2 separate regions of the Homo sapiens genome follow, and region 1 is linked to region 2. Evidence: chromatin contacts called from ENCODE Hi-C or POLR2A ChIA-PET data. All regions are on one chromosome and are shown on one strand. The core of a region is the stretch at or near the end of the contact, and the rest is flanking DNA. Distances in the headings are between cores, read along the strand shown. Region 1 has its middle 150 kb from the start of CDKN3. Region 2 holds the start of BMP4 (bone morphogenetic protein 4).

What was found. A loop is a pair of places that touch in the nucleus more often than their neighbours do. ChIA-PET counts read pairs that join two places held with the same protein, here RNA polymerase II (POLR2A). Pooled maps may share reads with other maps.
Region 1: a map of PC-9 shows a loop between it and region 2 (10-fold over the local background). The contact joins the enhancer-like site here to the promoter of BMP4 in region 2. A Hi-C loop is called at or near these places in 4 of 168 maps with a recorded cell type or tissue (IMR-90, PC-3, PC-9 and 1 more) and 2 of 50 pooled maps. POLR2A ChIA-PET finds 5 or more read pairs at or near these places in 5 of 52 experiments (A549, Caco-2, PC-3 and 2 more).

What each region holds. Positions count from the first base shown.
Region 1 is chr14:54,249,126-54,254,839 of GRCh38, reverse strand. No RefSeq gene overlaps it. Among named protein-coding and RNA genes, the nearest start is that of CDKN3, 150 kb to the left of the region's middle. RefSeq lists an enhancer at 2,061-3,260. Within about 2 kb of position 2,384, at least 5 of the 41 ENCODE cell types and tissues checked have a DNase peak (open chromatin) inside an H3K27ac peak, as active enhancers do; they include PC-3, PC-9 and mammary epithelial cell, where a contact is called at or near this core.
Region 2 is chr14:53,953,045-53,959,039 of GRCh38, reverse strand. BMP4 (bone morphogenetic protein 4) reads left to right here and starts at 2,215. Exons shown (of 4, transcript NM_001202.6): 1 at 2,215-2,490; 2 at 5,640-5,764. LOC124903317 reads right to left here and starts at 4,858. Exons shown (of 2, transcript XM_047432035.1): 1 at 2,712-4,858. The coding sequence starts at 3,139. RefSeq lists silencers at 2,253-2,332, 2,982-3,091, 5,291-5,380, 5,431-5,500 and promoters at 1,047-2,389, 271-2,389, 4,292-4,612, 3,317-4,612, 4,784-5,284.

The DNA.
Region 1 (5,714 bases), core at 1,135-3,634, 300 kb before region 2:
ATTCATAGTTAAGTTTTTGGGAAGTCAAAAGTTATACACAGATTTTTGAGTGTGTGGTCAGGGTGGCAGTCAGTACCCCTAACCCCTGCATTGTTCAAGGACCAACTGTATTGCTTTGGTGTAGATGTCCATGAAGTCATATATACCTTAGTGACCAACGTGAATTAGTTTGTCAGATGATACCAAAAACTAGGACAAGGGTGGGCATAAAGGAAAAAAAGAGGAGGAGGTCTCAGTGAAGGACCTTGTGCTCATTTAGCATGTGGGCTGAGGACAAAGATTGGGCAGAAAGTACAGCAGAGCTCCCTCCCCTACATTCATCTGTTTGAAGCCTCTACCCAGGCACATGAATAACAAGAAAGCTGTCTGGAGGCTCGTGGAGGCCTTGATGTCTCCTGTTAATAGAGATAGTGGAACTGTTTTTTCTATGTTCTTAGGTTTCTGGGCATATTTTGAGAGGAGGGAAAGAGTTATAGGGTGACTATAAAGGGAATAATTCTGCAGATAGTTTTGAGCAATGCCATTACATAAATCATCTCTATTTAGTCATCTGAAAGAGCAAAGAGGACTATTTTAACTTCAGCTCCTTTTAATTCTCCATACAATAGAGGTACTAAGGGTGTTAGCAGAGTGGCCAAAAGTCAGGGAGCTTGAGTGAGGAGGGGAAGAAGGAAAGGTCTTGGGCATCCCCTGACTTTGAGTCCTGGACCCTGGCCCTAAGAACAGCCACACAGGCCTTTCCCCACAGCCTTGTCAGCCAACATCCCCCCAAACTGTGTCCCACTTAAAATAATGAATCCCAGAATCCCTTATTGGATTCAGCCAATCCACATGGTGTGGTTCGGCTTTTAAGAAGAATAAATCAACATTTAAAGCCTGCCTGGATTTATTGTAAACAGTCTCTCTCCACTAAAAATGGCCCACAGTGTGATTTGGCCCCGTGCTAGGATGGTGGCTCCATTTTGGAGCCACATTTGCCTTTAAAATAACACAGCCGTGAGCAAATGCACCTCACTGTTGGCTGCATGCATGTTTTCTTAGGAACTTGAAAGGGCTTCTCTCTGAGTCACCTTAGCTGCTCTTCTGAGTCATTTCTAGGGTTGAGAAGGAGAATGACAGAGAAGGGAGCAATGAGGCTGGGTGAGCAGCAGCCTCACTGTTGTTCTTGCCTGCTGTGACCTGTGACATGTGCTCAGATCTCCTCTGGCCTCGAGGAAACCCCTGGAAGGCGGTCTTCCCATCTACCAGGAAGGAGTAGACAGATTTTTCTACCAGTGCAAAAGGGTGTTCAGTGTGTATTGCAGGTTGCCCTGTAGCCTTCCCAAGACCAACTTTCCAAGACTGCCAGGCTTGATCCCCTTTGAGGCTGGTCCCAGGTGGGGGTGGCCTTCACCTGCAGCACCCATATACTCTGTAGCCAGCACAGGGAGGCTGCCTAAATCTCCTTACTTACCTATGAGGTATGCATAGATCTGAGGCTTGAGTCATGGTGGAACTTGTGACCTATCCCTGATCCCACTCTTTGTTTGTGATCTGGAGGCCCTCTCACATCCCCAGTTTCTGATAGAGTCTTTGCCTCAGTATCTGACTACTGCTCAGGCATATTACAAAGACATTACCTACCTGGTGAGATTTCTTACTAGAAATATGTTTTTCCAGTTAATGGTTCCCTGGAATCCGAATAGGTATATTTTAACATTGGCTTCACTATTTGTTAGTTTGGTGAATTAGGGCAAATTAACTTAATGTTTTGAAACCTCAATTTCTACAACCATATAACAGAGATTGCAATAGTGGTAACTAACTTCATAGGGCTGATGTGAGAATTAAATGAGGTAGTCTCTGTAAAGTACTTATCAGGGTACCTAGAACCCATTGAGTATTTAGTAAATGTTCCTATTATTATATCTTCATGAATGTAGAAATTAAGATGCACTCTTGAGACTCCCAGGGCATGACTGGCCCATTGCAAAACATCATAGCTACCATGAACATCTGAGTCTTCATAAGTGGACCTGGCCTTAAGTCCTCCTGGCAGGTGTATCATGCTGATCTCATGGCTGGTCTGTTCAGGAAGTTCATTGCTGGCTAAGGGAAGAGCTCCCCTCCCAGAGGCACATGGGCATCCCCTGGAGAGAAGATTCCAAATTTTCCAGCCAGTCTTCAGTCAGCTCTTTGGACCCAGGATCTGAGGCTACAGCAGTATTCAGACTTCTTAAACTATTTGAATAGCTGCTTCCTTCTGCATCCTTGGACACATTAAAAGCAGTGTACACATAAGACTCTTTGGCTAGTGTTCCCAAGCTGAGTCAGATTCTGGGTTGAAGGTGAGACACAAAATAGCAAACAGAAGCAAGGCAGACAGGCACTCACACCTGGGTGCTAGGAATGAACAAAACAGATGCCCAGAAAGTCGGGAAGAATTTGTCTGTGAACACAGAGTCTTCTGGATTTACCATTTTGATTCCAGCAGCTCCTAGAAGACTTTCAAAGTGAAGGAGTGCCCCCTTAGGATTGCTGAAGTGACCAAGCACCTGTGTGGGGAGCCACACCCAGCCATTCCTAAGAGGACTCTGATTTATGGAGAGAGGGATTCAGAGCTCAGCTGCATTCTTGTGGCTGGGATCAAAAGGGCTTTCTCACTGACCACAGATCATATCCCGGCAATTCTCCCCAGACAGAACATTCCTGAGAATGAATGTGGTCTTGACCACAGCCCATGGGGTGGAGTAAAACTGGGAGGGTACATACCTGGGAGGATGGCATTTTTAATAGTCTAAAACAAAGGTTTATGTACCCCCAGACCAGATTTGGAGAACGTTGTACTCTCCCCTTCTTGCCTAGGCATAACCTGTTTAGTGGAAAATGAGCTAAACTGAATTTTCATCCTGACAGATTACTTTACTTCTTTGGGACTTAGTTTCTTTGTTGAAATGGGAATGTTTGATTCTAATCAGAGGGACCATTTTTAGGTGGTTTGCCACAGTCCTCACCTTTCCATATTGTCTCATATATGGCTTGCTTCACTCCTTTCCAGTACCTCTCTGACCCCATTAAGAATTTGAATTTGTAGCCTCTGGACTGGATAATCTGTAAGCCCTTTTCCCCTCACTTTCCAGCTGCAACATTCTTGAAAATCATAGTTATGAGTAGACTATTTAAAATAACTGTCTAGTTGAGATGTGTATGTGTCTTCTGGAACGAGGAATGGACACAGCTGGGACTGGGAGTGGGGTGCCTGCTGGTGGAGTCATGTCTGGCAATCCCAAAGCAGAAAAGAGTGCCAGCGTTAAGTGGGAAAACCTGCCTACGGGACTGACACATCCAAGATAATCCACTGTTTGCTTTTCCAGAGTATTCTCAAGAGTTGGCTTGCTCACTTGTTCCAGGGCAACTTGTCCCTGAAAGGGTCAGCAAAATTGTGCTTTCTCCTTTGACGGGGTGTGTGAGCCTGGCAGAGAGAAGAAAGGGATGAGGGATTCTGAACTTTCTTCTGCCAGCCAGCATCACTTATGTGAATTTCAGTTGTCTATGTCTGTAATAAGAAGGAAAAAAAATGCTCAGTATAATTGGATCTCCAAATCCAAATCCATTTTGGAAGATACTGTACCCAAAATGAGCTGGTATAAGGCAGAGGGGGCTGCCCAGGCCTCCCTTTGTTTTTCTTCCATTCCTGATGAAGTCACAGCCAAGAATTTTGTTTGATGAGGAAGTAAATTATATCATATGTGTAGGTCTTTAGAGATAGTACCAGCCATATTTGAAGGACTTTTAACACAAACATTAATATTTATATCTGGCCTGTGGGTTCTATTTGTGGCACAATAGCCTGAACTTAGATAAGAATCCTGTAGATAAGAAGAAAGTTTATGCTTTAGTTAATGAGAGATTTCTCGCCTGCCCTTCCTAATGGACTCAGCAGTTGGCAATTACGTCGTGCTGATAACTGGCCTCTCTCGGCTCCCCAAGCATGGAGCCAAGAGAAGGGGTATGGTGGAGGGGGCTGATAGACAGGGAAGAGTCCTGTAGAGTAAAGAGAATATTATATGATAAATGGCTCCTAGCTCACAGAGTGGTATCCAAAACTCAAGAAAAAGAATATTCTGAATACTGAACCATTAACTGAGGGACAAGATCTCACTCACAAGCTGTGGACACTGGAAAAAAGAACAATGTATGGCTCTGTATCATCCACCATTTTCTTACATGTGTAAGTACATTTTTTTTAAACAGCTTTCTTCCTGCACAGAGCTCATTAAATTAAGGAAAGTAGGCTACTCATTTGGGGAGCGGACTCTGACAAGTACCGAGAGAGGTGTAGCCTCCTTGAAAGTTCTAGAAATCTTGTGGATTAGAAAAAACTCTTTCAAAGCAGGCCTTGATGGTTGCTCATAATACAGTGGAGTGTCTATAATATTACTGGGGCTTAGAGAGACCCTGAATATACAGGAATCTTTTACCTTCTTAATAAAAATACCTTTTAAAAAATAAAGTGGTTATGTTAACTTTTAGGGATATGGATTAGTCACTTGACTAATTATATACTGAGTTTATCAATGTAGTTGCAAATATTCAAAATTGTCTTCAATATAAAATGTTTTTAATTTAGAAATACTGCATTGTTCACTCTCATAGTTTAAGAAACTAGATATTTTATTAAAACTCTTCACCCCTATCTGTGACATATAGGCCTTCTTTCTAGCCCTGTAACACAATTTATCAGAACACATGGTCCTCACCTCTGTCTGTTTCAGAGATAGAGTGTTTGAATCTGTGTATGCCAAGCCACAGTTTGCCATTTATATAACATTGGGGAATTATTTTGTTTTTCATTTATTTTCTACATGTATAGTTGTGATCTGCACAAATGTAACCTTTACTCTACGACTTCTTAAAATGTTTTTTTAAAAGTTCCTTTGAAATGACACATAATATTTGCAATTAATCTGGGTGAAATTTCTTTGTCTCTCCAACTTTTTAAAAAGACCAGTTCTATCAGGTGACTTCTATAAGTATTCTAAATTAGTTTGATTGTGTTCTTTTAGTCTAATTATTTAATTTTTGATTAAATAATGTAATTGAGAGTATATCCCATAATATAAAGTATACATAAAGATGGAAATATAAGATTACATCCTTAACAGTTAACTTTGGGTTTTAAAAACAGGTGCCTTATATTTGGGTATCTATATAGTATATATTTTAACATATTTTCATTTTTTATTGAGTTGGTTGATGTGGCACTTTGCTGCAATTTGGACACAAATCATGAGATTAATTATTTACTAAGATCCACAAATATAAGTGATATGAATGTACACACAAATGTATATTGGGAATTGTTTTAAGTTCTATGTGGGTCAAAATAAGTAAGAATGTCCTGGTGTTGAAATATTCATGAATTTGTTTAACAAATGGCAGTTTTTATTCTACATAATATGAATTTCTCTACTTAAAATGAATTCTATGGAGCATCGGTTTCTTGAGGTGTTCTGAGAAAACAAAAACAAAAATAAAACCATGGCCAAATAAGGGTAGAAAAAGCTATATACTGGGTTCTTTACTTAGATACTTAAAGTGCATGTTAGCCTGTTAGAGGCTCTGAAAGTCCTACAGGAAGTAAGTTGTTTTTAATCCAGTGTTTTGCTAATAGTTTCCACTATGGAACCTTCTGTACAAAGCAATTATTAACATTTTGTGAAACTGTAGTTACC
Region 2 (5,995 bases), core at 966-3,465:
GTGTCACAGACTCATGGATGGGCCAATCAGTGGCCACTTTAGTGTCTGGGCTGCAGCAAAATGAGACAATAGCTGTCATTCAAAAACCTTTGGAATTAAAAAAACCCCGAAATGACATTGGTGCTTTAAAGTAAAATAAAGTCCTGCCTTTAAGTCCAGCATATCACTGTTGTTTCTGAGTTTAAATATTAAGAACCACATTTCGTTAATGATTAAAACAACAGTGATTGATTTAGGGGCTCAGTGAGCATTTAATCTGTCCTGACTTCAGGTACCATGCTAAAGGAGCACAATGCCTGATGCTGCAGGAGAAACATTAGGTAACTATTTAATGGAGTTTTAATTTTCTGTTATTATTTTTAATAATTAATTGTGATTTTGACTATTTGGAAGCTACAGGTATATTTTGTCCTCCTTTTGGGGTGGTGTTATTGCCCTGCCCTGTTTTAATCAGTGGTTCTTAGAGAAAGTGAACTCAGGAGTGACTTAAAATGAAGGAAGACGGACTTTGGCTAAAATTACAATTAAATAATCAAATCATTTTCAAATATAAAGGGAGCATGCAGATGATCTGGCCCAATCCTTTCATTCTGCAGATGAGAAAACTGAGACTCATAGGAATGAAAAGACTTGCCCAAAGCCATACAGCTTGTTTCTGTTGTTTGGTGCATTAGGCCAAAAGACCTAGGCCTAATAGATGGAAAAGATGGCAGGATGTCTTGGCCTTGCTCTGACAGTTGCTTCTCTGATCTCAGATATTTCCCACCCTTTGTAATCTGTGTTCCACACAGGAAGTAGTTCTTGTTTTTTAAATATCGAAGGTGTATAAACGTAAAGTTTTTATAGATGAGCCACCCAGGGCCAATATCTGTTTAAGTAAAGACCTAAATGCTTTGCAGAGACAGTAAAGTGTCATGTCTGTCCCAGGGAAAGAAATCCAGGACAGGAAATGCTCAGTCTTCCAGCACTCCTCTGGCTACCTGGAGCTCAGGCTATGAGCCTCAACCCCTCCCTGAAGCATTAGCTCTGGAGCAGAGGCTGTGATTTACTTCAGAGATCTGGGCAAGTCCCTTTAACCTGGTAGTCCTGCCTTTCCTTGTTTGTAAAACAGAGAGATGAGGCTGATAGCTCCCTCACAGCTCCATCAGAGGCAGTGTGTGAAATTAGTTCCTGTTTGGGAAGGTTTAAAAGCCACCACATTCCACCTCCCTGCTAATATGATTACTAAAATGTTTTTATATGAAAGGGCCAATTCCTCATCTCCCCTCTTCCTTTAAAAACAGACCAAGGGGCATCTTTTCTTGTCTCCCTGTGGCCTAAAAGGTTACTGCTTCTGTGGTTATCTCCTTGGAAAGACAGAGTGTCAGGACTCTTAGGTACACCAAAAATGAACAAAAAAATCAACAACAACCATAACACCAACAAAAATAACTGCTGTGTCGGTTCTTAAGACGGCTTCTGAGCTAGAAACAGATTTTTCTAACTGTAAAAAACGTGGCCCCAGCCTGTCTGCAGGCCACCTCTGTCTTTAGGCCTTGGGGGGAGGAGGGAAGTGAGCTCATTTACTGGGGTCTACCTCAGGGTCATCACCAAGGTGTTCTACAAAACGCACTTTAAGAATGTTTTGGAAGGAAATTCACCTTTTAACAGCCCAAGAGGTATCTCTCTCTGGCACACAGTTCTGCACACAGCCTGTTTCTCAACGTTTGGAAATCTTTTAACAGTTTATGGAAGGCCACCTTTTAAACCGATCCAACAGCTCCTTTCTCCATAACCTGATTTTAGAGGTGTTTCATTATCTCTAATTACTCAGGGTAAATGGTGATTACTCAGTGTTTTAATCATCAGTTTGGGCAGCAGTTACACTAAACTCAGGGAAGCCCAGACTCCCATGGGTATTTTTGGAAGGTACGGCGACTAGTCGGTGCATGCTTTCTAGTACCTCCGCACGTGGTCCCCAGGTGAGCCCCAGCCGCTTCCCAGAGCTGGAGGCAGCGGCGTCCCAGCTCCGACGGCAGCTGCGGACTCGGGCGCTGCCTGGGCTTCCGGGACCCGGGCCTGCTAGGCGAGGTCGGGCGGCTGGAGGGGAGGATGTGGGCGGGGCTCCCATCCCCAGAAAGGGAGGCGAGCGAGGGAGGAGGGAAGGAGGGAGGGGCCGCCGGGGAAGAGGAGGAGGAAGGAAAGAAAGAAAGCGAGGGAGGGAAAGAGGAGGAAGGAAGATGCGAGAAGGCAGAGGAGGAGGGAGGGAGGGAAGGAGCGCGGAGCCCGGCCCGGAAGCTAGGTGAGTGTGGCATCCGAGCTGAGGGACGCGAGCCTGAGACGCCGCTGCTGCTCCGGCTGAGTATCTAGCTTGTCTCCCCGATGGGATTCCCGTCCAAGCTATCTCGAGCCTGCAGCGCCACAGTCCCCGGCCCTCGCCCAGGTTCACTGCAACCGTTCAGAGGTCCCCAGGAGCTGCTGCTGGCGAGCCCGCTACTGCAGGGACCTATGGTGAGCAAGGCTACCTGGTGAGGGGAGACAGGCAGAGGGGGTCTAGGAGCCTCCTTGGGGGGAAGAAGCTGGTCACAGGCTGTGACCGAGGCAAAAGGTGGCCTAATTATTTTCCAATAGTGGTGCTGGAGGTGGGGATGCTGGCGCTGAAAGACCTTTAAATATCGGCTACTGCCCCTGCCCAGGCCTTCTCTGTCCAGCAGTCCCTGGGAGATTCTCACCTTTGGGAAGTGCGGGGCAGGAGAGCAGAAACAAGAGAAGCCCTTGGTAGGGGGGTCGTTGGGAAAAACTGTGGGGTCTTGGGCTGAACGCGTTGCCCACGGGCTGGAGGTTGCGATCCCCGGACGGAAAGCGCGGGAGGAGGAAGGAGAGAACCGGCTCTGAGGTCCAGAGAGAGTGAGGGGGCAGAGCGACGGCGAGATGGGGAGAGAACACCTAGCTGGAGCAGGTTCTGCGGTAGAGAGCGCAGTCCTGCTGGCCTCTGGAGAGTGCGCGCCGCTCCGGAGGCTGCGTCGAGGGGAGTGTCACCCAATCTGGCCCCCAGCTGGCGGGGCGCCCTGAGAGCTTGCGAACTGCAGTTGCAGGACGCGCCTTCTCCACGAGCTATTTTCGTCGACTTGCGGAACCCAAGGAACCTCGCCTCTATCATTTCACGGTGTAGGGTCCCTAGAGACGACAGCCAAGATCCCAGGGGCTCCCAGGACGCTTGTTCCTGCGGTGTCGTGTCCTATGGGGAGTTCCTGGCGGGACGAAAGGCGGACGCGCGGCTCTTCCTGGCCCTCCAGGCCCGGAACCGACGGGAAAGGTTCCCGTGATTCCCGAGTCCCTGCAGGCTTCTTCCAGCGGGAGTTGGTCCGGGGGCCTTAGAGGCCTCCAAGCACTGCTTTGGAGGATGGTTTCCAAGGATCGCGGTTTGTGAGTTGAAGGCTTTGTGAGAGGTTAAACCCCCAAAAGATACATACTTGGTAAACTGAGGCTACCTGTAAACACATTTCGGCATTAGGAGAAGATTCGAGTAGGGAAGTGAAGGACAACCACCCCGAGTTACATTCCTTTCCCCCAATAAAAAGCTCTGGGGATGAAAGTTCTTTTGGCTTTTATCTTTTCGATTTAAAAATTTGAGAAGAAAAATGTGACTAGAGATGAATCCTGGTGAATCCGAAATTGAAACACAACTCCCCCTTCCCCTTCCTATCCTCTCGGTTTTAGAACCGCGCTCTCCCGCCCCAGGAGATTCCTTGGGGCCGAGGGTTTTCCGGGGAACCCGGGCGCCCGCCCCTTCTACTGTCCCTTTGCCCCGCGGGCACAGCTTGCCTCCGTCTGCTTTCTCTACTTCTGGACCTCTCCTCGCCGGGCTTTTTAAAGGGCTTCTGCGTCTCAAAACAAAACAAAAAAACCCTTTGCTCTTCCCAACCCTTTCGCAGCCCGCCCCAGCGGTGGCGCGGGACCAGCAAAGGCGAAAGCCGCGCGGCTCTTGCCGGGCGCGGACGGTCGCGCAGGGGCGCCCGCGGCCTCCGCACCCGGACCTGAGGTGTTGGTCGACTCCGGGCATCCACGGTCGGGAGGGAGGGCTGAGCTGTTCGATCCTTTACTTTTCTTCCTCAAAGTCTACCTGCCAATGCCCCTAAGAAGAAAACCAAGTATGTGCGTGGAGAGTGGGGCGGCAGGCAACCCGAGTTCTTGAGCTCCGGAGCGACCCAAAGCAGCAACTGGGAACAGCCTCAGGAAAGGGAGGTCGGGTGGAGTGGGCTTTGGGGCAGGAGTCATGGGGCCCGGGCCCCGGGGACGACCTGGCGCTCCCGGCCCTGCTGAACGCTGAGTTGCGCCTAGTCGGGTTTTCGAAGAGGCCCTTGCGCAGAGCGACCCACGCGCGCGGCAGCATCTTCGATTAGTCAGGACATCCCAGTAACTGCTTGAACTGTAGGTAGGTAAAATTCTTGAAGGAGTATTTGCTGCGTGCGACTCTGCTGCTGGTGCAACGGAGGAAGGGGGTGGGGGAAGGAAGTGGCGGGGGAAGGAGTGTGGTGGTGGTTTAAAAAATAAGGGAAGCCGAGGCGAGAGAGACGCAGACGCAGAGGTCGAGCGCAGGCCGAAAGCTGTTCACCGTTTTCTCGACTCCGGGGAACATGGTGGGATTTCCTTTCTGCGCCGGGTCGGGAGTTGTAAAACCTCGGCCACATTAAGATCTGAAAACTGTGATGCGTCCTTTCTGCAGCGACGCCTCTTTCTGAATCTGCCCGGAGCTTCGAGCCCCGGCGTCTGTCCCTCAGCCTGGCATGGCTTCTTCGGGGGTCTGCTTTGCATGGGGAGAGGGGCCACGCAGCGGCGGACTAGGTTTGGGGATTCTCGGTAATGGACCCGGAGCAATGACTAACAGCCGCTCCCTCTCACTTTCCCACAGCGATCACCCTCTAACACCCTCCCTCCCATTCCCGGCCCCGCGCGTGACAAGGTCGGCTGCTTTCAGCCGGGAGCTAGATCGGTGGCCCGGCTCTTCGGAGCCTTAGCAGGCGTTCGCCAAGGGGTGACTGGCTGTCATTGGGAGCAATATTTGGCCTTGAGGAGACCCTGGGGAGGAAGTGGCGGGGAGCTCGTGTTTGCTTGTGTGTGTGTGGGGGGGTGTGTGTGTACACGCGCGTGGGCAGGGTCCCTCTGCGCTTTCCTTTTTAAGTGCCTCTCGGTGGTGAGGCTTTGGGCGGGTGAGACTTTCCCGACCTCGCTCCCGGCCCCACTTAAGCCGGGTTCGAGCTGGGAGACGCAGTCCCTTCAGTGCGCCCCAAATCCTCTGGCTTCAGGTGGCCCGGCGCGGGGGCCCAGCACGACGCACCGCGCCGAGAACCGGGTTCTCCGTGCGCTGCGCCAGTAGCCCTGGGAGCGCGGCGGCCGCGGGGCACCGGCCGAGGGCTCTGCCGAGCGCCGCCGGGAGCTCCTCCCGGACCGCTGAGGCTCGGGCGGCGGGCGCGGAGGTTGGCCTCGCCTGGAGGGGCGGGCCCGCGAGGGGCGGGGGGCTGTGGAGGAGGGGAGGGCGCGCAAGCCCTTTCGCCGCCTGCCGCGGGAGGGGCCTCGGCGCTCACGTGACTCCGAGGGGCTGGAAGAAAAACAGAGCCTGTCTGCGGTGGAGTCTCATTATATTCAAATATTCCTTTTAGGAGCCATTCCGTAGTGCCATCCCGAGCAACGCACTGCTGCAGCTTCCCTGAGCCTTTCCAGCAAGTTTGTTCAAGATTGGCTGTCAAGAATCATGGACTGTTATTATATGCCTTGTTTTCTGTCAGTGAGTAGACACCTCTTCCTTCCCCCTCCCCGGAATTCACTCTGCCCTCACCACCCCTGCTCGCCGGCTGTCCCTTCCGTCGGACCTCCTTTACAATATCCACACTCTGCTCCCTGGCAGCACTGTCGCTCCCTTCTTGGCCCGGCAGCCGGGGCGCTGGAAGCGTACGGGTTCCTTTTAAAGTGCTGCTAGCGCGCACTCGCCCTCTCAGCGTTGCAAGAAAGGGGAGCG